Regions from separate parts of the Homo sapiens genome. Here region 1 is linked to region 2. A link is a loop called in an ENCODE intact Hi-C map of the cell type or tissue named here. Cell type or tissue: A673. All regions are shown on one strand. Each heading gives the region's core, and the rest is flanking DNA. Links, peaks and the distances in the headings are about the cores only. Region 1 overlaps LOC105372666 (a long non-coding RNA gene). Region 2 overlaps LOC105372666 (a long non-coding RNA gene).

Region 1 (10,785 bases), core at 1,517-9,516, 140 kb before region 2:
AGGAGGCAATGGGATGGGATGGGGAGAGCTGAGGTCTCACAGGAGGAGACCTGGTTTGAATCCTGACTCCACTCCTTCTGGGCTTCATGACTGGACAAATAGTTTAAGTTCTTGGCAACACTATTCTCACTTAGAAAACGGGCATAACATTGTCATCCGGAGGCTTCCTTGTTCCAGGGGATCTGGAGAAACTCTGACCTCAGTTCCCCTAGTTCTAGGGTTGTGGCCATCCAGCCCTTGGATGTCATACTACTTTTGTGAATTCCTGGGAGACTTCAATGCAGGCACCCTCTGTTGGAAGAGGAGTGAAGAGAAACCTAAAAAAAGTTTGCTCAAAAGATTCTTTGAAATCTTTTGAAGTCTCCAGAAGAGACTGAAATGCCTTAATGGGCAAGTTTGTTTTTACTTCCTCTGGGCTCCAGACCTGCGCTGTCCAGTTGAACTTTCTGTGAGGATGATCATGGTCTATATCTGCCCTGTTCAATGTGGTAGCCACTAGCCACATGGGTCAGTTTTACTGAACACTTGAAATAGGGCTCATGCAATGAGACACTGAATTTCTAATTTTCTTTAATTTTAATTGATTACAGTGTAAATGGAAATAGTCACACGTGGTTCATGGTTACCATACAGGGGAGGAGGCTCTAGAGGGAGAAGATGCCAGTTATGGAGAACAAAGAAGCTCTACTTGTTACTTGAGTGGTAGAGTTTAAATTCGTAATCCTGCTGTATGTAGGGTGTGGCCTCTGTTTCTGAGACTGTAGGTGATGGGCATGCAGAGGGCCAGGACCATGAGCCTGGGGCAGAAATGGGGAGCAGAGAGGAGCAGGGGCAACCCCAGTAACAAGAAAGGAAGGACCATAGGAAGTGATCACCAGGGTCCCTTCACAGGTTATTGATTTTTTTTTAAAAACAGGATAGGGTATCACTATGTTTCCCAGGCTGGTCTTGAACTCCTGGGCTCAAGGGATCTTTCTGCCTCAGCCTCCTGAGGAGCTGGGATTATAGGCATGCACCACCATGCCTGGCAATTTTTGAAAGAACCAAACTTCTTTACAGAGAGGAAAGTAATCTCAGAAAGTAGGTTGGGGAGAAAATTAGTCAAAAGATAAAAAGTTACTTGAAAGGTTCTATTTTAAGCCAAAAGATACTGTATGTAAACAAGAAGAGACTGAGATGCCTTAATTGGCAAATTTAAATTTCTATTTCTACCCATCCCATCTGCCCACCCCATTGACCCAGGGGTCAAAGAGCAAGATTAAGATCAGTTATAGAAAATAAAGGTACATTTTCCTTCATAAATGAACATAGCATGCTAAAGATTTTTTTATTTGATTATAATAATTGCATATTTATTTATGTAATTGCTCAGTTAATGTCTATTGCCTTCTTGGTTGTAAACTCCCCGAGGCAGGGGTTGTGTTTGCTGTTCTCATGGTTGGATAAAAGACCAGGCGGAATGTTTGGCACAAGGGTTGTGTGCTTGGGACATATTTTCTGAAAAAACAAGCTTAGTCTAGTGATGGGCACCCAGCAGTTTATCTGTGATTTAATTTTTCCAGCCTCATATAGCAAGGGCCCCTTAAACAGAGTAATTGAAATGTATTTTTGTTATGTGCCACCTGGTAAAGACCACTGGATTCATTTGTCTGTAATCTTGACAAATAGTAATTTTTTTTTAAGTGATAAGATCTTGCTACACCTTGCTGTAGCCTGCTACAGCCCAGGCTAGACTTGAACTCCTAGCCTTAAGCGACCTTTCTGCCTCAGCCTTCTGAGTAGCTGGAATTACAGACACACAGCACCATGCTGGCTGACAGATGGTAATTTTTGTCTTCAATAGGTTAAGAGGAATGGTCACTTAAGGACATAATCAGTTGGATATCTGCTTATCAGATTAAATAATCAAATTTAATTTATGTAACAAGTTAGAAAGGATTTTAGTATTATCTGTAGTCAAATTTCTCCAAGTTTTCAGTCAAAGATTTTTTTGCCATCGATATATAAATGCGTACTATTATTTTGTTTTTCATTAAATTAACTAAAAAAATCAAGCTTAATTCCAATCTTGGCATCTTGTTTCACAAGGATGTCTACAAAATCAAAGATTTTTTGTGCTAAATTTTTTCCTAATATACGCTAAAACAAACACATCACTAGCAGAGAGTGGAACCATTGTGTCTGCTACCTGAATGCTGAGTACTGCACTTTGGGTGAATCCCAAATGCTTAACTATTGAAGTGATGTTTTATGGATTGAGCCTATTTATTAAATATGGGAGGTCCAGGGTCTCTGAACTGGAAACTGGGGTCCTCTACCCCGAGGGAAAAGAAGTAGCTGGTTATGGTGATTGGCACTGTTCCTAGTTTCCTCAGGACTTTCCTGGTATTGGCACTGAAAGTCCCACTCCCTGGGAACCCATAGTCCTGGGCAAACCAGAATGGTTGGTCACCCTATAGTTGGCATAATCATAATTTTAAGCCACCATCTTTTTAGAGATGGCTTGGTTAGTCCAAACACCTTGGCAAAGAGAGAAAAAAATAATCCTAGACTTGGAGGTGGAAAAACTGGGTTTAAGAACTGACTCTTGGCCAGCTCATACCTGCAATCCCAGCACTTTGGGAGGCCCAGGTGGGAGGATCGCTTGAGGACAGGGGTTTGAGACCAGCTGGGGTAACATAGTGAGACCTCATCTCTACTAAAAATAAAATCAGCCAGGGGTGTCGTGATGTGCACCTGTAGTCTCAGCAACTGGAGAGGCTGAGGTAGGAGGATAGCTTGAATCCAGGAGTTTGAGGCTGCAGTGAGCTATAATGGTCACTTCACTCCAGCCTAGGCAACAGAGCTAGGTCTTATCTCTGGAAAAAAAAAATAAAAAAAAAAGAACTGTACTGCTAATTTGCTACTTGTTTTAATTTGGGATTCCTCAGAGGTAGAGGAGACACAAATTTGAGTACAACTAGTTTATTGGGTGGTAATCCCAGGAAACACCCATAAAGGAGTAGGGATGTTAGACTAGTAGTGAGCCAAGAAAGGGTGCACTATTAAGCAAGTTACCACTGTGGGTAACTGGAGTTTAATCCCAAGTGAATGTGGAAAGCATGCCCCTCCCACCTCTCCCACCAAGTGGGAGAGGGAGCTGGGGTATTTACACCCCAGTCCTGTTAGTCATTGGTTGAGAGCTGTTCCTGGGGATGTTAATTCTCCCAGACTTTTGGCTTGCCCTGAGTGCATGAGCAGAGTGGGTTCCTGCCACCAGGGAAACTCCTTCAGCAAAGAGAAGGGACGCTGGCAGAGGGAACTACCCTAGTGAATACTATTAGGTTGGTGCAAACGTAATTGCGATTTTTACCATTACTTTTGCACCTGCCTAGTAAAATGGAAAGTCCTTTTAGGGGCTGTGAGCCAGGCACCATGTCTGTTATAGGGACTGTGGGCACGCACTTTCCCTTCTTGAGTTATATTTTTTCCATGAATCATATGAGAAGTGGGAGTTTGATTAATGCTTCCTAAAGTGTGAGACAGAGACCTGCCAATATGGGAGATGATTTTGGTGCCACATGGACACTCGCTTTAAATAGCAGGGAATCACAGGGAGGAAGTGTTCTCATGTCTCAGTCAGCCCTCCATATATATTGACAAGAAAGTCTCCATCGGGTGCTCTTTTAACCCAGACTCCTCTCTTCTCTTTTAATCTTCCTCTTTTAACAGAAGAAAGCAGTCTTCAATCCAAACTATAGTATCTGGCATGTAATAATACTGTTTTAAAATATTTTATTTATTTTTATTGCTAGTGTCTATATATGAAATATGATCTTAGCCCTCCTTTATTTAAAGTCCAGCTGGTTAAAGACAAACATTAAGTCAGTAAACGGACACATGGGATGTTAATATGATGAAAATTATGATGGTGAGATATTGGGTAACTCTAAATGCTCTCCTTGTTCAAAAAGTCCAATGTTTCTGTGTTTGTTTGAGAACCTTGTTTTGTGATACTTCCTGTTGCTGACTTTTCTGATCATATGTTGAACCTTCTCCACATGCTAAGTTTAGAAATCTTTTCCATGTCAGGCGCAGTGGTTCATGCCTTTAATCCCAGCACTTTGGGAGGCTGAGGCGAGCGGATCATTTGAGGTCGGGAGTTTGAGACCAGCCTGGTCAACATGGTGAAACCCTGTCTCTACTAAAAATACAAAAATTAGCCAGGCATGGTGGCATACACCTGTAATCCCAGCTGCTCTGGAGGCTGAGGCTTGAAACTGGGAGATGGAGGTTGCAGTGAGCCGAGATCGTGCCACTGCACTCCAGCCTGGGTGACAGAGTGAGACTTCATTTCAAAAAATATAAAATAAAATAAAAAGTAAAAATCTTTTCCCGAACTTCACTCAGGTGGTATAAACAGAGACCAACTATGATGAATGGTTATGTAAAGATCGCCAGTCCTGGGTGCTTTTTTGAGATTATGCTGCAGCAGGCTTTCTCAGAATCTCTCCATTCTGCCTAGAGAGGGATTTTAATTTGGTTGTTATTGTCATCTGCATCAGGCCACAAGATGACATCAGCAGATTTTTGCCGAAGCCCAAAAAAGATAAATATTTAAGAAGTATTTAAGAGGGGGTAGATGTGTTCCCATCTTACAATCATTTGGGGTCATGCTTGCATTCAAGGATTTCTAAACAAAGGGTGGTATTTTAATAAGAAAAGTGATTGTGGTTCCAGTTTTGATGTGATTTGAGATGAAAACGATATTTTAAAGACTGACCAAAATTGCATTTAATAGCTGAAAAGAATAAACACTTAAAAAAATAATGACCTTAACAAAGAAAGTTGTGATTTAAAGCAATACATTCTAAGCATAGTCTGTTTTATCCATACCAAATGTGAGATGCAATATTTTCTGGAAATAGGTCAAATTCTGAGTATTTTGTATAAACAATATATTCCACTAGAGGGCGCTATTTAGTTGTGTATTTAACGTTCTTTTTCTTTTTATAAAAATAAAAAAGGCTATAAGATGATGAATTCTGATATGATTCTTGTTGAGCATGTTATGAAATTTCCTCCCAGACATTGTTTTATTTTCAGCTTATATGTGTGAAACTTCACTTTAAGAAGTATACATGACCCTGAATCTTTCAATATGTATACAGTCCCAGCGGTATTATGGTACAATAGAAGCAAAAGACATAAGTTTAAATTATTGTAATCCCAGAGGTCTTTTGACTGTTGTTTCTCTTTATATGTTACCTCATGAAGAAAATTTATTGTAAATATTAATATTGTCTGTTTAGATCTTATGTGAAAAGACAAAGAGAGGGAGTGTGGCTCTGGGTGGGTGATCCTGTCACTTTTTCCAGGGTGGCTTTTGTTATCTAAAACAATTTACAGGAGAGTCTTTCAGTTTGTTTTTCAGGATTTCGGTCTCTTAAGCTCATATTGTCTCCACAATAGTCATGGCCTACATTTCTTTGATTCTAGTTTTTCTAGACTCATTACCTTTCTCTTTTCCCTCTGGTTTCTCAAACTATGCTGTATGAGATGATAGTATTTATTTATTTATTTATTTATTTTTGAGATAGAGTTTCACTCTTGTTGCCCTGGCTGGAGTGCAGTGGCATGATCTCGGCTCACTGCAACCTCCAAGGGTTCAAGCGATTCTCCTGCCTCAGCCTCCTGAGTAACTGGGATTACAGGCACCTGCCACCACGCCTGGCTAATTTTTGTATTTTTTAGTACAGATGGAGTTTCACCATGTTGGACCAGGCTGATCTTGAACTCTTGACCTCCGGTGATCTGCCTGCCTTGGCCTCCCAAAGTGCTGGGATTACAGTTGTGAGCCACCGTGCCTGGCAGATGTTGGTATTCTTAAAACCACACTGGTCTACACTACCTTTAAAAACAAATTGTGACTTTCCCTCTAATTTTCAGAAAAAATAACAGGATTTTCTCAATTTATGTTATTTCACTGCATTACATTTTTCTTAAACAGTTTTAGGTTAAGGCTGTAATTATGATATTGATATAACGCAGACATGTCAAAGTTATTTAAACCTAATACATGTCTGCATTTTATCAATATACATTTATTTCATGTTCTTGTACAAAAGACTTCATTAACATATTTGGGAATTCTCTAACTTTGTCCTGAAATTCCCATTCTTTTTTAATTTTTATAATTACACCTATATTACAGAAACATGTTTTTATAAAAATTCAAACCGTAAGCATTTCATAATATAATTCTTAACATAGAGTCAAAAATGATAGTTCCTCTTCATTCTTTCCTGCAAATCCTCTTCCTTCCCCAGAATAGTCACTGTTCAGATTTAAATGTGTATCTTAAGACATTTCCTGTGCACATGTGTAGTTGAAAAGGAAACCTCTAGTTTTTATTATTTTTTTCTGATGGAATCATAGTCTATATATTGATATATTGCTTTCCTTAGTGAACAATTGTGTGTTGGCCGTCTCTTCATTTCACTACCTGTAGGTCTAGCTCATTCTTTGTAACTATTGAAGAATATTCTATAGTCTGTATGGATGTTCTTTCATTTATTTAACCAGGGATTGAGGGATTGAAGGTGGAGCCACTTGTTCTGTCTCTCTCTCTCTCTCTCTCTCTCTCTCTCTCTCTCTCTCTCTATATATATATATATATATATATATATACACACACATATATATACATATATACACACATATATACATACACATACACACACACACACACACACACACACACACATATTTTTTTTGAGACAGAGTCTTACTCTCTTGCCCGGGCTGGAGTGCAGTGCCACGATCTCAGGTCACTGCAGCCTCCACCTCTAGGAAGCAAATGATTCTCTTGCCTCAGTCTCCCATGTAGCTGGGACAACAGGTGTGTGCCACCATGCCTATCTAATTTTTATATTTTTTGTAGAGATAGGGATTCGCCATGTTGGCCAGGCTGGTCTTGAACTCCTGAGCTCAAGCCATCCACCCGCCTTGGCCTACCAAAGTGCTGGGATTACAGGCGTGAGCCACTGTGCCAGGCCCACTTGTTGGATATTTTTAACAGCTCTGCAAGAGACATCCATGTTTACACACCTGTGGGTGTGTCTGTAGAATCTCTAGCGGAGTCTCTTGATCACAGGGCAGGTTTACATTTTTGGTCAGCATTTCTATCCTCAGAACCATATTTTCTCATTTCTTTCTTTCCTTTTTTTCTTTTTTTTTTGGGATGGAGCTTTGCTGTTGTTGCCCAGACTAGAGTGCCATGGCACAATCTTGGCTCACTGCAACCTCTGCCTCCTGGGTTCAAGCAATTCTCCTGTCTCAGCCTCCCCAGTAGCTGGGATTACAGGCACACGCCACCACACTCAGCTAATTTCGTATTTTTAGTAGAGATGGGGTTTCTCCATGTTGGTCAGGCTGGTCTCGAACTTCCAACCTCAGATGATCCGCCCACCTCAGCTTCCCAAAGTGCTGGGATTACAGGCGTGAGCCACCGCGCCCAGCTTTCTCATTTCTTAAAACCAGGAATAACTTACTAAAGTTATGACCTGGGAGACAGTTACGGAAATTTTCATGAGGACTCACCTGATGCCTGTGAGGAGGTGGGACAACTTCCGTGGTGCCACGTGTGGATTTCATGGAAAACCTCAAGCCCTAGTTTCAAGGATATTGCTAGGTTCAAGCAGATTCAATTTCTTAGAAGTGGCATTGGAGACCATTAATCTGATAAGGTAAACCTTCCTTGGTTAAAGACAACATGAGAATTCAAATCTGTGAACATTTGTTGAGTACCTAACCTGTGTAAGCTGCTATGTTACTCATGGCTTGAAATTAAAAATGAGTTAAATAGAGTCTGTGCCCACAAAGAGGGCAGCAGCACCAGCAGAGATGAGATGAATACACAATTAAATCTAATCCCAGGCCATGCAAGCCAGAGACAGTGGAGCTGGCCAGAGGTCTTGTGAGTTGCTAAGCTGGGTAGGAAAAATGAGGATGGATGGGAGAGAGACAAAGTAAATGAGAGAGGAGGGGGAAGAGATATTGATTTGAAAATGAATAGGAAAGAGAAGAGAATGAGAGAGGAGAATGAGAGAGAGAACAAATAAATGGGGAGGAAGGAAAGAGAGAGAGCAGATGTGTCTTGAAAGCTGGGCAGATCCTCCACTAGTGAAGATGAAGGGAGAGAGGGGGCAGTGGTATAGTAGAAGATTAAAGAAATAAAAACAATGTAAAAATCTTATTAATTTAACCTCACCAAGACAACCACTACTCTTCTTGTGGTGTATTTCTTTTCCAGTGCATATTTTATAATATTACAAATATTATAATATTTGGATTTTTCCAATGCATATTTTATAATATTAAAAAAAGTTATAAAAATAAAATTTTTATAATACACAGGGTCCACACATCCCAGCTTTGGAAATACCTCCTGGGGGTCCCATCCTGCTGACAAGAATGGGTACAGAAGCCCTCCCCAACACCACCCAGAGCTCTCTGGAAAGGGCCTGATTGCCCATTCAAATGGAGCTCTGATTGCTAATGTTATAAAAGTAGATCCTCCTTCTTCAAGGGCAGAGATAGTTTGGTCTTTGAGACACATAGATGCCCAATCACCATTTCTGGGAGACACCATCCAGTGCGGCAAAGAGAAAGTCAAGCAAATTGAATGCCTGTATCAAAACATGTTTATATCTGTCTACACTTGTCAAGTTATCAATCAACACCATTAGGTGATTTTTCATCACAGGCCTCCATCGCTGCAGTGCAGAAAAAAATGGAAAGGAATGGCTGGAAGAATTCTGGATTAAGGAAGAAGTTCCTGTTCATTCATTAAGCACTTTTTTTTAAAGTTACAAAAAAACTAATTTTGTTATTAATGTTATGTTTCAATTGGTTGTGGCAGCATCAGGTAGACACCCCAAGTGAAAGGGAAGCAGAGAGTCCTTGGCGTGATTTCAGGTTTCAGACTCCCTCATGGTCTTTAGAAACATCCTTCTGGGGCTTCCTTACCATGCTGTTAGGTGTACATGTTTTCCGGTTTACTATTAAGGACATTACAAAGGATATCGATGAACACCAGATGAAGAGATGGATAGGGCAAGGAATGTGGGAAGGGGCACTCAGCTTCCATGCCCTTTCCAGGTGCCCAAACCTCCTGGAACCTTCAGGGCTTCGCTTACAGGAAGCTCCAAACTTTTTTTTTTTTTTTTTTTTTTTTTCCTTTTTAGTATTGTAGGTACCAGGAGGACAGGGACCATGTCTGTTTGAGAATGTTTGTCTTCCATCCTGGGGAAAGTCATCCTCCACATAAGAATGAGTCAAATGTCTCCTTCGAAATGTAGCAAGAAGCAGAAAACAGGTTGTTTTTTTTCTCATGGGATACAGTTTGAAGCTTCAGATTCTACAATATATTTTAAGTTTAATTTTTAATGGAGTGTAGTTTGGACCAACATTTTGACAGTCAGAAGAGAGACCATTTTAGAGAGAGGAATCAGCATTTATAAAAGGGAGATAATTGATGTATTAGGGGTAGATGAGGAGGAACTCCAGATTTCCTGACTTGGATAGAACAGATGGAAGCTTCTGAACATCTAAAGGTGTCATAGACATGGATCTGGTCCTTAAGAATTGTACATTTGCTATTTCTTCTGGTTGTTCAAACCTCTGTTTTGTGTGTGTGTGTGTGCATTTTTCCTAGGCTTGGAAAATGTCCCAGATGTCTTTGTCATCCATTGTAGCAGGCAGAGGCTCACCTTCCCAGCCTCTCTTGCAGCTAGGGCGCAGCTACAGCCAGACACCCCACCCCAGACCCTGAGCTTCTTGCTGGTGAGCTGAAGCAGGCACCATGTGGGACCCATGCTGGGGAGTGCTGTGGGAGCTCCACCCAGGTCCTGGATCCAGCAGCTCCAGGGGCTTTCGTGGTGGTGTTCAGAGCCACACGGTGATGCAGGTGGTGCAAGCCCCCGGATCTGAGTCTAGAGGGGCTCCTTGGTGTTTCATGAGGTAGTTCTTCAGGAGCTTTTGGATTTGTTTCCTGGCTGAGCTGGTTCTCTGTTTCTCATGGGGATTGTCTGATCACAAAATATCCTTTATTAAATTCCATTTCCACTCAAAGTAGCCAGAGGTGGTTTCTGTTGCTTACAACTCTGATTCTTGACTTTAGGATGGGTGCATGAGCAGAGTGGTGAGAGAAGAGGCTGGGAGAGGCACTTTTGATGTAAGTTGACACTGAACAAATGCCTCTATGGGCATTGGCTATGGTAACAAAATTTAATATCCTCAGGCAATTCATAGAAAAATAAGTATATGAAAAATTATGCAGCCTCAGTAAAAATGAAATTGCAAACAAAATCAGGTATTAATTTTATTTCAGAGAGGTGGAAAACATGAAAAAGAAAATTCTCAGTGCTGGTAAGGATGTGGGAAAGCAGACACTCGAGGTTCCACCAATGCAAACTTTCTGCAATAAGTGCCACAGATACTTCTTGTCCATGTGCTTCGATCCAGCAATTTCACTTGTAGGAATTAACCTAGGGAAATAATTGGATAAGTACATTAAGATGTATGTGCCAAGATTCTCATTGCACTGTTGTTTATTTCAGTGAAAAACTGAAAGCACTCAACTGCCTATCAATAGGGGATTGACCAAATAAATTCTTATACCATGCAGGATGTATGTATTAATGCACAATGTAGTTAGGTATTGATATGTTTTGGCTGTCCCCACCCAAATCCCATCTTGAATTGTAGCTCCCATAATTCCCATGAGTTGTGGAAGGGACCTGG
Region 2 (10,785 bases), core at 1,679-9,678:
GAGGCCTGCCCAGACCTGCCTACCTATGGGGCAAACATGTCCTGTCTCCTTCACATTGCTCTCTCTTTCTCCGTAACGCCTGTGTATTTACTTGTTTATTTATACAATGCCCCCCAGGCCCTTTCTAGAATGTAAAAATAGTGCAGGCTGGGCTTTGATCATTTATTTCAATGCTGTCTCCCAGCCATCAAATAGAGATAGCCCGTAGTAGAAGCTCAATAAAGACTTGCTGAAAAAAAAATTATAATATGTAATTTTATTGTTCATGAGTTATTTCTCGTCATTAAGTATTAGTTTTCCAACTAAACTACAACATCTTTTCAGCAGAGACTAACATGGATTCCTTGTAATTCTCTTTGTTTCCAAATGCAAAATGGTCAGGGAATAGATTGCTGATAGTTGGGTGATGTCTTCCACTTTTCCAAGAGGGTTGACTCTTCTTGCAGAACATTCGTCACCAGAGATTGTCTTTAAACCAAAGTGTTTATGGCTTAGAATCTTGTTATGCAAAGTTAGAAATGCAGATTCTCAGGCCTCATCCCAGACCAATGACATTTGAATCTGCATTTTAACATGATGGAGGCCAGTGCCTGCTCCCTTCACGTTCGTATTCACAGGAATCCCCTGGGGATCTGATGAAAATGGAGATTCTGCATTTCTTACCGACTCTCTCCCAGGTGAGCCCATTGCAGCTGCCTCTGAGTGCACTCTGAGCAGTGAGGGCTTGAGAGTCTGGGAAAAGCTTTACCCACACTTAGACATTCACAGGGTGTGTCCATGTCTTGGGCTCTGAGAAGTCTTGCATTCGTCGCATTAGAAAAAAATCTAGTCGGCCAGGCGCAGTGGCTCACGCCTGTAATCCCAGCACTTTGGGAGGCAGAGGCAGGCGGATCACCTGAGATCAGGAGTTTGAGACCAGCCTGGCTAACATGGTGAAACGCTGTCTCTACTAAAAATACAAAAATTAGCCAGGCATGGTGGCAGGCGTCTGTAATCTCAGCTACTCGGGAGGCTGAGGCGGGAGAATCGCTTGAACCTGGGAGGAGGTAGAGGTTGCAGTGAGCCAAGATTGCACGATTGCACTCCAGCTTGGGCAACAAGAGCGAAACTCCGTCTCACAAAAAAAAAAAAAAAAAAAAAAGAAAGAAAGAAAAAAAGAAAAAGAAAAAAAATCTAGTCTAGTGTTTCCCAAACATATTTGGTGACATCAGTGAACATCATGAGGACCAGTGTTTCTGAGCACAGGTTTTGAGAATCCTCCTCCCGTTCTTTATTCCCGGGTCTCCTCTCCTGGCCTCTCTCTAGGTGCCGTGTTGATTTTTTTTTTTAATTTAAATTTAAAGATACCTCTTCCAGTATAGCTTTCAAGCTGAGCCTGGAGACATCTCCAGCCTCACCCCACTTCACTTCGCCCTTGAGTCGATCCTCTGGCAGCACCAGCTGCTCCCTTGGCTGCACGGTTCTTTCCTGTTTTATTTCACTCAGACAGATCTTTCCTCTTTAGGGTGCTCTCTCCTCATCTTGGTTTTTCCAGCCTTCCGCAATTCCTTCAGTCTCAGCTTGGGTGCCCTGTCCTCCATGAAGCCTGCCCAGATTTCTCGGATGGACTAAGTGCCCCTTTGCTTTCACTCCCTGGTGGGGAGTGGGGCAGTTGGACCTCCACGGAGCACTCATCGTGCTCTCTGTGGCCATCTACTTTGGTTTCTGTCCCTGCTCAAGATCCTGAGGGCTCCTCCTTGAGGGCAAGCTCAAGGTCTCCTCATTTATCCTCAGAACTTTGGACCTTCCAAAGTACGTATTAGGTAATTATCTGCATGGACCTTTAAAACTGAAGCTGAAAACATGTACCAAATCCACCCTTAAGAACCCCCCCTCCCGCTGCCTTAGGGCTTGGAGGCAACACCAGTAAAAACAAGTAAAAAACGGGGCAGGGTTTATTTAAAAAAAAAAAAATGGTGTGAAGAGCTCAAAGAAACATCAAAAGTCAATTTTTCAACGATGTGCAACTCTCCAAGTCAGAAAAATTTAATTTTAGGAAGAATAAGGCCAGGATGGATTGAAAATGGAATGATTTGAACATAGAATGTTTTGGCTCCAGGGGACGTAATAAACAGAGGACAGAGACTCCAAAGGATAGAGTGCCGAGCATTCACAGAAGCAGGGGATGCATAACATTGGAGCTTTTATCCAATACCAGGATGTGCATTCTTGGTTTTAGTAATATGTATGTATTTTAATGAGTATTAGAAAAAAAATTGGATTCTCCTATTTATGGTCACACTATCATAAGTTTCCTGACTTAATGCTTTTATTTGATTCAGGTCAAAGAAAAAAGTATAAAGACAAATTAGGACAGGTGGTATGTGGGTGGCTGATATACCAATGACTGATGCTGGGAAAATATTTTAAGAAACTGGACTGGTGATTGAGAAACCAGTTTTCCTGCCCTTTGGATACACAAACTTGCTTTGCTGTTCCTGTTGAGGGATGTTTGAATTAAGTGATGCTGCTCCTTCATATAGCTGATTGGACCAAGGGTGTTCTCCTGGCCTAAGTTGGGCCAATCCGATTCTCCTTTTCAGGAGTTTAGCTTTGGGACCCAGGGAGACCTAATGAGAATTCCGAGTGTGGTGTGGTGACTTGGTTGTCCTGTGGTTGCCATATTTTGCTATGTGAACTGAGAAGCTTAGATAGCTATGAGATATAGAAGGGAGAGTGAGATACAGAAGGGAGAGAGGGATACAGGGAAAGAAAAATAAAACAGATGCACAGAGAAAAGCAGAAATGACAGGCAGAGGCCCTGGTCACAGTTCTTTTCCAGATTCGAGTTCCTCCCTCGTCTGGCTGCAATCTTACCATTGGGTTTTCTGAGACACACTACCATGCTGATAACAAATCTCCACCTACCAACCCACTTCACCCCCAGCACTTGTCTCTTAGGCTTCTTTGAGTTACTACTGTTCCTTGCAGCAAAAACCCTCTATCAATGACTATCAAACAGGTAACTTACCTTCTGTGGACCTCAGTTACTTCATCTGGAAATGGCAGAAGCTAGCTAGTTTTCCCGAAAGTCAGGTCACACACCACTGGAGTAAATTGAGAAGACTCTAGGTGATATTTAGGTCCAACACCAAATATTGTTGAATTGCATAGTGATTCCATTTCTAAATGTCTTCCAGTCCTTCTGATTATATGTCAAGGAGAAGTTCAGTTTTATTCTAGTAGGTTTTCTTAAATGCTTTTCTAATGCTTTTTCTCTTTTTAACAAAGAGAAATGAGACTTCAGATAGGGAGATTTAAAGGCTATAATAGCCAGTTAGAAATTGGAATTTTTTTTCATTGAATTCATTTTTTACTGTTATTATTTATCATAAAATTATTTTAATTCTGGTTTTTCATTTATGGTAGTGAGATACAACTTCCTTTAAAAATAACTTTAAGATGGGGAGAGAAAAACCAGCTATTCCTTACAGTGGAATTCCAATTATAAATTCTGAATGACAGAAATAGAAAGTCACCATTTGGCCAACACCACAGTAATTATTATTGCAGGCAAGAATCATCAGTGAATGCTAAAATTAGTGGGTAAAATTAAGGTGAGAAACAGGATATTTGCATAGTCTCATAGACTAAAAGAATCTCCCCAGAAGGCACTATTTAGTACAAAGGAAGAAATAATACCTTTACAGTGGAGAAGAGGCTGACACTGCTTTCATCAAGAGACCAAAGTTAATAGTACATTAAACACCCCTGATATGAGGCACTGAGAAGGCGCAGCACCACTGTCAAAAATTGTTGACTTCAGGCTAATCATGAGTAAACATCAGACAAATGTAAACCGAGAGATATTTTACAAAGTAGCTGGTCAGTGCTCTTTGATCATGTTGAGGTCCTGAGAGACAAAGGAAGACTGAGAACCTGTCACAGATTGGAGGAGACTAAGGAGGCATGACAACTGCACACAATCCTGGCGTGGATGTGCTTTGAATCCTGGGTTGGGTCTTGGTTTAGGTCCTGGGTTGGGTCTTGGTTTAGGTCCTGGGTTGGGTCTTGGTTTAGGTCCTGGGTTGAGTCTTGGTTTGGGTCCTGGGTGGGGTCTTGGTGTGGATCCTGGGTTGGGTGTTGGTTTTGATCCTGGGTTGGGTCTTGGTTTGGGTCCTGGGTTGGGTCTTGGTTTGGGTCCTGGGTTGGGTCTTGGTTTAGGTCCTGGGTTGGGTCTTGGTTTGGGTCCTGGGTGGGGTCTTGGTGTGGATCCTGGGTTGGGTGTTGGTTTTGATCCTGGGTTGGGTCTTGGTTTAGGTCCTGGGTTGGGTCTTGGTTTGGGTCCTGGGTGGGGTCTTGGTGTGGATCCTGGGTTGGGTGTTGGTTTTGATCCTGGGTTGGGTCTTGGTTTGGATCCTGGGTTGGGTCTTGGTGTGGGTTTGGGTCCTGGGTTGGGTCTTGTCTTGGGTCCTGGGTTGGGTCTTGTCCTGGGTCCTGGGTTGGGTCTTGGTTTGGGTCCTGGGTTGGATCTTGGTGTGGATCCTGGGTTGGGTCTTAGTGTGGATCCTTGGTTGGGTCTTGGTTTGGATCCCTGGTTGAGTCTTGGTTTGGGTCCTGGGTTGGGTCTTGGTTTGGATCCTGGATTGAGTCTTAGACCAGAAATGACATTGATGGGCATTTGGTTATATTTGAGTAAGATCTGTAAATTACTGAACAGTATTATATTTATGTTAATTTCCTGCTTTTTAATAATTGGACTATAGTTATGTGAAATGGAAGCATTTTGGGAATCTGGAATCTGGGTGAAGAGTGTACAGGTATACTAGTTTTGCAACTTTTTTCCCTCTAAGTCTGAAATTATTTCAACATGAAAACCTAAAACAAACTGTAAAAATTTCATTTCTTCCTAGACCAATGGTTCCCATGTGGATCAATTATGCCTTTTGGGGGACATCTGGCAATGTCTGGAGAAATCTCTGGCCGTTGCAACCAGTGGGTAGAGGCTAGGGATGCTGCTACACATCCTACGGTGCACTGGGTGCCCCCAACAACAGAGAACTATCGGGCTCAAATATCATCAATGCTGAGATTGACAAACTGTTCTAGAACAACTGTTCTAGAACAAATATATTTTTTAAAAATAATATAAACACAAGGGATGTTAAGAGAATAATAATATAGGAGTTGTGTGACTATACTGCAGCTGCTATACAAGTGTCTGAACCTCATTAGAATTGATTCTGCATTTCTACCTGGGACTAACATTTTGGAGTCTATGAATTCAGGGGCAGTGTCATTCAAGGTTAGAGGTGCCAGGTGGGAAGCTTTGTGACTGCTCACTGCAAGTGGCCATCATTAGTAAACTATTTTCTTTCTTTCCCTTGGTCCAAAGCGAGTACATCAATCTGACCATTTCTAATGAGATATAGGATGATACTGCGTGGACAAGACTTGCTGTCAGCCACTGCCTGGTGGGCTTAGAGAAAGAAACGATCCTTCATTAATTAACCTTCACTTTCTATGTAGATTCACTCATTGAGATGCAGGTAATTAAACCAAGGTCATTTCAAGGACTGACAGGAGGAAAAAAACCCCAGCCGTTGGAAGGCGGTGCAGTTTTTTTGGGTAGAGGACTTGGAATTCTATTTTTATCTTGTGCAGAATTGTGGAATCGTCTTTTCTTGGCTTTTAAATAATCTAACCTTGTTTTAATGGGAGATTCTTAAATTCATCTCAAAACTGTATCTCAGAAATTTTTAAAGATTTAGGTTATTGTAGGTTATAGATAACCTCCTGTGGGTTTCAGGAATACATGTTAGGGCAAAAATTTAATTTAGGGGAGCTAAACCATGTAAAGGAAGGGAAATAGAATTATGTTTGAGAGACGAAGACCCATTTTATTGGAGGGAGGAGAGGAGTGCGATTGCTATTCTCTCAGTTTGAATTCTGCAGTTCTTGATTTTTATTGCTTGTAATATTGGGCCTGTATGATATATTATAGTGGTTAAGAACATGATTTAGAGTTGGGTAGATATGATTTCACGTCTTAGCTCTACCATAGACTCGGACCCTGGGTAATTCATTTCACTTATTTAGCTTTGGTTTCCTCATCTGTTAAATGGGTCTAATGCTGGTCCTTACTCTCAGGGTTGTTGGCAGGATTCACTGTAATAGCTAGAAAAGGATCCATTCTCAGGGTGCACATAGGGATGATAGTTACCTCTTAAGAAATGTTTGCTATGTGCCATGCGGTATTCCAAGGACTTTACTGCCTTCCATCAACCTTCTGAGTTAGGTTCTGTTATTGTATGTTTTATACATGAGGAAACTAAGACACAGAGAGGACAAATAATTTGCCCAAGACACCACAGCCATTAAGTAGCAGAGTTGGGAGTTGAACCTAGTTGGGTGGTTGATCTTTACACCCACACCATACCATCTCAAGTGCATAAACTGTTGGCTCTTATTATTAGTATCATCCTTCATTATACCTTAAAAATACATTGCTAAAGCAAATCCACTCAGGCATACTTTTCTCTTGGGGAAAAAGGTGGTTCTTGGGTGGTAGAATGAATGAGTTCCTTGAGGCCTACAATAGTCATATCACAAATTTAAGAGAATGCCCATTTGGCTTATTAATAAAAAATATGTAATTGCCATTGGGGCTTATCGCCACCTCGTGGCAGGCTGAGGCATGACAAGACAGCCTTGGCTGCCCTGTTGGCATTCCTGCAAATTTCCTTTTCTATCCGGGCCCTGAAAAGAAAATGTGCTTTGAAAAAAGATGTCTGCCATGTCACAGTCTCAAAGCCACTTCACCATCTGAAGGGAATGTATTTGGAATTGAGGTGTTACATTAAAGTTCCAGTATTACAATAGAAGCCAATGACATTTGGCTTATCAGTGTCCCTTAAAGGAGATTGTATGAATTTCTCCGCGTGCCTGGCTAAGCACTTTACCTTTAATCATAAAGGCGAAATGCTTAATTTGTTAAACATATACAGAATCAGAAGTAGGGCCATTCACTGTAGCTAATATCGCTTGCAGTTATTAAAGTCAGTTTTTATCTGTTTAAACAGATCATAAAAAAGTAAAATCTGAAATAAAGGACTAACTCCCTCCTTCCTATAATATTTAATACATATTCAAAATTCCGATTAAGAATCAGTGCAAACCAGAAGAGAGAGAATAGCTTAAAAGGCAGAAATAAAGTTTCAGTTTAACCACTATTTGTGTTCTAATTAAGGCTGGCCAACCTTTAAATGATGCAGTGTTTTTCATTAACTCACACGAAAATCATATCAAATCAGAATTCTTCCTCCACTACACCCCAACACATTCTTTGGTGTTTTATAAAACAGCAGGCTCATTTCTGTCCTGTCTTGACTACTCCCAACCATATGTAAGCTGAGGAAATGCCTCTAATTTACCACACTTTTGTTTCTCTTATTTTTTTTTGTTATTCTTACTCTTTTCTTCCATTTTATGATATGCAAGGTTCAAACAATCCTGCATGTTAGAAGCGAACATTACTCTGTGTGCAGTCTTTGGCTCTTGTAACATAAATGTAAACTGCTTGTCTTATGGCAGAAATACCTCTTAACCCTTCAATATTAATGTATTTTATTAATTTAAAAATTACAAAGAGGACTACTGCATGATTTTGTAATATTTCATGAAGACATGTATAGAAACCTCTATCCTTCCACTTCTAATGATATGGGAACACCAGTGTTAAGAGCTTGATGTATGTGGGTCTCTATTGTTGCCTGTGCCCATACAAAGACACACAGCATATATACACACATTTAACCTCCCTGTGCCCTGGCACCTGTTATCTGTAGAGTGAGGGATAATAATACAGATCTCCAATCTTTTTTCATACTTTTGAAACCTAAAAATCTCTGAAAATCAAAAGTTTTTTTATAACTCATTTGGAAGCAGAACCTGCCTAAACTGACATAAGGCTATTTATAGTCATTATTTATGGCAGCTAGTGAGAATGTTCAGATCTTTTAATGCAGAAATAGTAATGTTTTTGCCATCCCAGACCCCACTCGGCAGGATTAGATAATCCATGGTAAGTGCTTCTGGGGTAAGCAGCCTCCAAGATGACCCCCGATGATCCCCTCTTCCTGGTATTTATGCCCTTGTACATAACTCTCCCTGTGAATGTGGGCTGGACTTGTTGGCTTTCTCCCAATGAACAGAATATGGCAGAAGTGATGGAATGGCACTTTGAAGATTAGATTAGATGGGATGTAATTTTCATCTTGGATGCCTTCTGTCATCCTCTCTTGAATTGCTTGCCCTGGGGGAAGTCGGCTGCCATATTCTGAGGTAACTCTGTAGAAAAGTTCAAGTGGTGAAGAATTAAGGTGAGCTACAGCTCAGTGAGATTGAAAGCAGATGCTCCCAGCCCCAGTCAAGCCTTCAGATGAGACCACAGCCCTGGGTGGCATCCTGACTGTAACCAAGGTCAAGAACTCTTGAGATGGAGCCACCTAGCTAAGCTGCTAAGCCTTGCCCGGATTCCTGACCCTTAGGAACTGTGAGATAATACATTTTTTTTGTCGTTATTTTAAGCTGCTAAGTTTTGGGCATTTTGTTTTACAGCAATAGGTAACTAATACAGCACTATATTACTTTCTAAAATTCAAAGCATCTGACTTACAAAACATATCTGGCCCCAAGACTCAGATGGCTCTGTAGTACCTACTTCATAGGGCAATACTTGTTAATTGCTTAAAATCATGCATGGTACATTGTAGTAGTCAATAAATATTAGTTACTTTTAATCTTACCAAGATTTTTTTCTGTTGATTTATTAAATGAGATTGTACCACTTCTTTGGTTTTTGGTATTATCACTTACCAACACATTATTCTGCAACTTGCTTTCCCCCACGGCCCCCCCACCCCATTTAATAGTATTTTACAGAGTCTTCCAGGTCAATATAGATATAGATTTTAGTCATTTAAAAAATCAGTCAAATTCCTTACTGATCAGCTTTTTTTTTTTTTTTTTTTTTAGTTATTTTTTTCTTTCTCATTATTCCAGTTATTTTTTTCTTTGTTTTGGCCACTATAGACAATACTGCAAAAACTGTCTTGAGAATATTTTCAACTCAGCTGAGTAGTCCAAATTCAAATTTTTAAAGTCAGCTTTATAGAGGTATGATTTACACACAGTAAAATTCAACTCTTTTAAAAGTGTACAGTTCTATGTGTTTTGACAAATGTACACAGTCATATAGACTACCACTGTCATCAAGCTATGTAACAATTCCATCATCCCCAAATTCAATTTTGTTTAATATCTTTTGTTTTAAAAAGGTAGCAACTACAGAACAATATCAGCGCAACATTGTAGGCTATAACCATGTAAACTACCCTCCCTCTACTCCAACGTTAAAAGAAAAATCCAGCCAAACTGAAATGGCTCTTCAATTACTCCCAAGTTTTTAAACCTTTGCCAAAAGTGTTTGAGCTTAATTAAGTTAAAATATTTCAAAGGGAGCCCAGTTGTAATAATTTGTTTATAATACAAGCTTCCCTTTGATCATGAATGTTCACTTTTATAGAAACCCTGTTATCATTCTTGGGATAAGGGATAAAGTAAATTAACTTTGCGTTGGAGAAAAAAAACACAGGAAATTAAAGAAGTACCTGAGGTGAACTGCCTTATTAATAACAGAAAGATGTGACTTTATTGAGCCATTGGGCCAGTGGGGTGGAAACATAGAGTCTGTGGGGGAATAGTGTGAATTGCTTAGATATTATGGATACAGTTTATTAAAAAGATAGCTTTAAAAAATGCGCTTAATATCCCTCTTTCTGGTCCCAGTGTGAACCCTCCTGGTTCTTGCAAAAGACAAACATTGCCTTGAGAAAGTTAGCAAACAACGGCGCAGCACTCTTTCTTAATTTGGCTGGAAGTAGCTGGGGAAGGATTTTACATCTGTGCTGGTGGGCGTCCCAGGACAGAAGAAATTCAGTGCCACTTTTCCAATCCTTCCTTCTTACTTGCTTTGAAGAGAAGGTATATATATTTCCTCTAATCATATTTAAAATTCTGCTTTCAGGCTCTCCCTTTCCCTCCTACTATTTCCTTCCTTTTCTCAGCTTAATTTTGTTTTCTTTTGACAAATAGTCAGAATTAAAAAAAAAGATCTCTATATTAACTTTAACTAGAGAATAGCTGAGGTGCTGAGAGCATTCTGAGCTGGACTGGACTAGAATTTGCATTAAGATACTGGCAATGAGATGTAGAAAGAACAGGAGATTTAAAACATATTTTTGCTGGAGACCTGGTTTCTGATGCCAGCTCTACCACTTAAAAGCTGTGAGCATTTAGAGACTTTACTTACCCTCTCTGTAACTCAGTTGACTTTATTCATGGGATTATTAGAAATGTCAAGAGAATTAAGGTGTGTGAAAAGACTTTGAAAACCATTAATTACCTGTACAGAATAAATGATAGAAGAAGCGTTTGTGGAATTTAAGTGATAGGACTTGGGTTGTTTCCTGGGTCTGCCCCCTCATGACCTACTTAATTTCTGCGAGTCTCATATTCTTCTTCTTCTTCTTCTTCTTCTTCTTCTTCTTCTTTTTTTTTTTTTTTTTTTTTGAGATGGAGTCTCACTTTGTTGCCCAGGCTGGAGTGCAATGGCATGATCTTGGCTCACTGCAACCTCTGCCTCCCAGGTTCAAGTAATTCTCTTGCCTCAGCTCCCTGAGTAGCTGGGATTACAGGTATCCACCACCATGCCCAGCTAATTTTTTTATTTTTTGTATTTTTAGT

Evidence for each region. Peaks named below come from ENCODE experiments on the same cell type or tissue, not always from the same donor. Only the 100,000 strongest peaks of a DNase experiment are listed, where the experiment ranks them.
Region 1: it touches region 2 in a loop (8-fold over the local background); 47 of 110 quality-filtered maps call a loop at or near these places.

What each region holds. Positions count from the first base shown.
Region 1 is chr20:52,237,874-52,248,658 of GRCh38, forward strand. The region is part of intron 2 of LOC105372666 (a long non-coding RNA gene); the gene reads left to right. Among named protein-coding and RNA genes, the nearest start is that of ZFP64, 51 kb to the left of the region's middle. In A673, for the core only: CTCF peaks have their summits at 4,955 (motif pointing right) and 5,155; a DNase peak (open chromatin) is centred at 4,948; H3K27ac peaks cover 1,224 bases.
Region 2 is chr20:52,373,258-52,384,042 of GRCh38, forward strand. All of the region lies in intron 4 of LOC105372666 (a long non-coding RNA gene), which reads left to right. Among named protein-coding and RNA genes, the nearest start is that of ZFP64, 190 kb to the left of the region's middle. In A673, for the core only: CTCF peaks have their summits at 6,660 (motif pointing left) and 6,863; a DNase peak (open chromatin) is centred at 6,674.